2 separate regions of the Mus musculus genome follow, and region 2 is linked to region 1. A link is a loop called in an ENCODE intact Hi-C map of the cell type or tissue named here. Cell type or tissue: heart. All regions are shown on one strand.

Region 1 (2,500 bases):
TATCTTGGCTGACTTTATTAACTGGATGGAATTTTAGTAAACTATTATTATGTCATACCCACTGAAAAATCCACTTATGAAACTGACAATGAATACTGAACACTAAGGGAAAGCTAGTATATGTAACTTGTTTACATGTATGTATACATTGTCAAGAAGCTAAAAATGTCAATTTGTTTTTAAAAGATTAACTTCATACAAATTTTAGAAATGAAAAACTGTCCAATACTTTACTTTTTTGACCTTTTTTGCTTTTATCTGCTTAAGTCCTTATTTGCTATTTTATATTCCTACTTGAGAACTACCTTATTTCTTTAAACAGTAAATCCCCTTTGTGATATTTCATGACAATGAAATGGCAGGCAGCAAAATTATTAAATTTTTCCTTCTTTTACTATGTTACGATTTAAGTTTAATCCTAAATGCAATACTACATATGCTATGCATCTTGGACTATTTAGAACCTGACTAGATTTGATTTACTAATAGAAAATCTACCCATCTCTACTCAATTTCTTATTCAAAAATAAACTCAAAACATAAAACAATAGTTCTGTAATTTTTTTAGGACTCCATTTCTCAATTTACTCTTCTTGTATTGATGACCTTAGGATATATTTTTATTCGATAATCCTTTTTACTGATGTCTGTACCACAATACATGGATGCATTTCAACTTAGAAGTGTAATATTTTACCAGTTAACCAGAATATAAGTTATAATGCACTGACTCTCAGTACTGCAGGGGTACTTATGTCTAGGAACATTTCTGGATGTCAACAGTGAGGTAAATTTCTGGCATCTGGTAGGAAGCCAGGGATATTTCCATAACAAATGATTCCCAAACAATGTGTTACTAGGACCATAACCTGTATAGGGATGTGATGAAAAATCCTGTTATGGTACTTCTAGAACTGAAGAGGAAAATAACTGTTGGGAAGAATTTGCTTTCCATTGTTCAAGATCTTGATTTCCTGCCTTAAAAATTAAGGAAAAAAAAAATCTCAAATGTCTTCTAATTGTATTCTTTATAAAAAAGTAAAATGGACGTTTGAGAAAAGTTTAATAAGGAGGAAAATAAAGCATTAAATATTATAGGATGCTTGATTTGGGCTTAAACTACCTGCTTCATCAGAGTAAATATTAAATCGGTCTCAAAATAATAGTGTATTATGTATTAAAGAAGGCACACCATATCCTAGTCCTTATCCAGTAGGTGGCACTCAAAACCAAGAAAGCAAAGAATCCATTTTAATAAGACCTAATTCCTACTGTATGCTTAATAAGTAAAACACCCACAACTGATAGATGCTTTAGTTACTTTTTAAATATGACCAAAACCACTCTACAACCAAATACTTGTAAGTCAGGTTGATGTTTAAGAAAGTATAATTTTATACTTAAGAGATAGGATCTTATTATGTAACTCTGGCTGTCCTGAAAACTTGCTATGTAGACCAGGCTGGCTTCAAACTCATGCCTCTACTTCTTGAGTACAATTATTTATTTTAAATGACGTCTTATGTTGCCAGAGTTGACCTGAACTTCTAAAGGGCTCCATATGGCCCCCTGCTGTCCCCAATAATTGTAAATTTCCACACACCTAAATGCCCACTACTGACCCTGGTGGGAAAGTATCTTACTCATCAATGGACTATAATAGCATACTGAAAACAAACTGTATTAAATTTAAGACATATTTAATTATACCTCTGAATTAGCTATGAGAAATATTAGAATACCAGCAATGAGCCAGCACACAAAAATTTGCCTATTTTGTACAGTACCATACTTCATTGTATTGGAAAATCCACATATCAAATATAGCTAGAAGCTGAGAATAGTTATTAAAGATTTCAGGATTCACATTTTTGAAATGTAATTAAATCACTATGCTAAGCAAATTCCCATGTATGCTACAAATACTGGCCAATAGATAAAAATCTGCAGTTATCAAATGTTTAACCCTAATGTAGTGAGAAAACGGTCCAATATTGTGCGATTTAAATTATTGTGATAGACAAGTACCTATTTCACATTATAAATGCTTAATTTGAATTCCAACTTAAGTTAACATCGGTCATAAGTAGTATAAATTTCTTCCTTTACCTCTAAAATGGAAAAAAATTTTAAACGAACATGCAACATCTAACGGATTTGTGATTAAATGGCTATCAACGTTTGTTTTCAGTAGCCCAAGCTAGCCTGGCAACGCCTCAGTCAGTCTGCTGGCGGCGGCAGCGGCGATTACAGCAGAGCTGTCCGGTCCCGCTTTCCCCGACCCCCGCCCGGCTCAGGCCTCTGGCTCCTCCCCCAGCCCACGCAAGCCAAGCTCCCGCAAAGCCGCCTCCACCCCACCCACAGTCACCAGGCGACAGGGCCCGCCCTCAGCCTCCCGATAACCACGCCCTCCGGGTCCTTTCCACGCCGCGGCCAAGCCGCCAGGCCGCAGGACCCGGCGCGGCCAGCCTAGGCGCCACCTGGCGGAGGCGCCCGCGCT
Region 2 (2,500 bases), 360 kb before region 1:
AATAGACTTGGAATAAAGGATGAGATATTGTGTTAAGTTTTCCTGGGGACACATGAAAAATTCTCTTCAAGTCAGATAGGGCACCAGGGATTAATTGACCAAAGAAACAATCCCACTCACTTCTAGCTGGAGGAACCAAGGGGGTTTATTGGAGTTACTAATAGGAATGTGGATGGTTCAAAGGCAGCGGCATCACTGAAAAGTCCATCCCATTATGGGTGACACCTCACATCCCTAGAGCTCTATTGATGGCTCTCCCCAGCAGTTGTTACTGTGAGATTTAACTTTGGGGACTGGGTTTGTGAATCCTGTGCCCTCCTGAGTTTCCTGAGCCTGGAAGTCTCGGAGCTTTTCTCCTTCCGCCAGGAGGAAGTTTATCTCTTTGGAGAAACTGTCTATACAACAAGAGTGTGGTTGTAGGTATAGCACAGACATGGGAGAGGGGGCAGGGGCCCATCCTCCTCTCTCAAGATCCTGTGGGTCACTGCATCACCTCCCCCAGGACATCACCCAAGCATATAAAGATGGGACCTACCTCCTGAGAAATACACAGGCTGGGAGTTTGTAGGCTCTTCCTTCTTTTCCGTGCCCACCATCATTGCCGTTGGTGAGGGCAGCATGGGACAAGCTGCTGGAACTTTGGAGGTGGCCTTACCCTGAGGGACAATAGTTCCAGTGATTGCATCCCAGAGTGTATGACAGGGTGTGACACCTGTAGCACACCCCAAGCCTCTTACAAGCAGCCTCAGGACACATGGACCTGGCTCTGCACTTCCCCAGACACCAGGGGAGCTGTGTGCATATTCAAGTTTGGGGGCTGATGCACTGGTGGACTTTGGTCATCCCACCTGTCCCTGAAAACTCTCACAGTGCATCAGCATCCCTTGGCCCCTAACACTGTCCTCTGGACCCATTTCCCCTCCAGAGCCAGGGTGATGTGGAGCCTGTCTTAAAAGCATTTAAGACTGTTGTGTGGAAATAGTGTGGACAGAAACCCAGGATCCCTGCAGCCCTGGATTTCAGGAACCAACCCAAAAGCCCTTGCCCTCAGTCTTGCCTGCATGACCCAGGACTTACCACCAGGTGGCAGGCTCACACTGCTGATGACTTAGGCTCCACCACGACTGCCTCTTTCCCCTTCAGGAACCAGCATCGTTATATCCTTGCCTTGTCTTTCCAGCACTCCAATACAAGGCTCACTCTCGAACACCTCCCTAGCATCCCACTTATTCAGACCATCACTTTGTGATCTCAGCGCTTGAGAGGTGGAGACAGGGGGTTAAAAAAACAGGTTACATTAAAAAAAGTTTGAGGCCAGCCTAGATAAAAGCCTGGTTTAAGACAAATAAAACAAAGCAAGAATGGAAAGGGAAATGAGAGGGGGGGAGGGAGGGAGGGAGAGAGATCATATGGCAACCTTCCGTCTTGATTCATTGGTCCATTCATTCCATTCATTCAGCCTGGTACCCACTGGATGCTCAGGGATTGGCATTCCCACCGACAGTGTGGCCCCCACTGTGGCCTCTCATCACCCCCTCCCCCATGACAGGTCTGGAGCCCATTTTAAAGTTAAGCAAACTGGCTCAGAAAGATTAAGCCTTGCCCAAGTTCCCAAAGCCTTGCAGGAGTCAGAGTCCAAGAAGTGGAGCCAGAATGGATAAGAACTCCAGAGCCCAACAGCAACCTGATGTGCCAGCCTTGCTCTGTCTAGTCATCAGGCCTGGCTAGGCAGCAGCTGCCACCTCCAGCATGGAAGTGAAATGACCAGGGTGGCCATGCCCAGAGATGAAGGAGGTGTCCCCTCAAATACCCCTCTCTCCTGCATCAGAGGATGCAACCGGAGCCTGGCTGCCTGCTAGCACTCCATCAGCTGGGCCACCTTATGTAGTGTGGGGTGCACCAATGTGCCCACCAGCTGGGGAGCAGCTAACAGCTGAGGCAGTGGCCACAAACCTGGATGAATCGCTTCCAGCTGGGAAACTGTGGTGGAAATGGAGTTTGGGAGCAGAAGGGAGAGGAATGGGAGGCTGGTGGTGAGGTTGGGGGAGCAAAGCCCAGGACGGGGTCTGTGATCATGTCCATGGTGAGGGTGAGGATGGGAGGAGTCAAAGCCACCCCAAGCTTTTGGCAGGAAACATGAGGGGACACAAGCTGGAGAGGTTGGGCACAAGGGCATCTGTTTCTCACTGTGCTCGACAGAGCCTCAGGCCGATGCTGTGTGTTCCAGGACCCTGCAGGCAAGGAGGCTGGCAGGCCCTGCTGCGCTGCTCTCTGACCTCCAGTCCTTCATGCTGCTGCCTCCACTTCTCTTCTCCCACATGGAAGGCTGGAGCTACGAGGAGAGCTTCTACTTCACCTTTGTCATGCTCAGCACTGTGGGCTTCAGCCATCACATGAGTGGCTAGGGTAGGGGAGCTGGTCGGGTGGGAACTCACCTGCCTGAGAACTCACCACAGGTGACTGACTGGTCTTTCATGGGGGGTGGCTTGGTGGGCCTGGG

The links. Peaks named below come from ENCODE experiments on the same cell type or tissue, not always from the same donor. Only the 100,000 strongest peaks of a DNase experiment are listed, where the experiment ranks them.
Region 2: it touches region 1 in a loop (9-fold over the local background); 5 of 42 quality-filtered maps call a loop at or near these places.

What each region holds. Positions count from the first base shown.
Region 1 is chr17:50,290,453-50,292,952 of GRCm38, forward strand. The region is part of intron 1 of Dazl (deleted in azoospermia-like); the gene reads right to left. Among named protein-coding and RNA genes, the nearest start is that of Dazl, 1.9 kb to the right of the region's middle. In heart, CTCF peaks have their summits at 1,220 (motif pointing right) and 2,461 (motif pointing left); a DNase peak (open chromatin) is centred at 2,389; H3K4me3 peaks cover 730 bases; H3K27ac peaks cover 419 bases.
Region 2 is chr17:49,934,897-49,937,396 of GRCm38, forward strand. No RefSeq gene overlaps it. Among named protein-coding and RNA genes, the nearest start is that of Gm52302, 98 kb to the right of the region's middle. In heart, a CTCF peak has its summit at 1,074 (motif pointing right); a DNase peak (open chromatin) is centred at 1,075; H3K27me3 peaks cover 1,751 bases.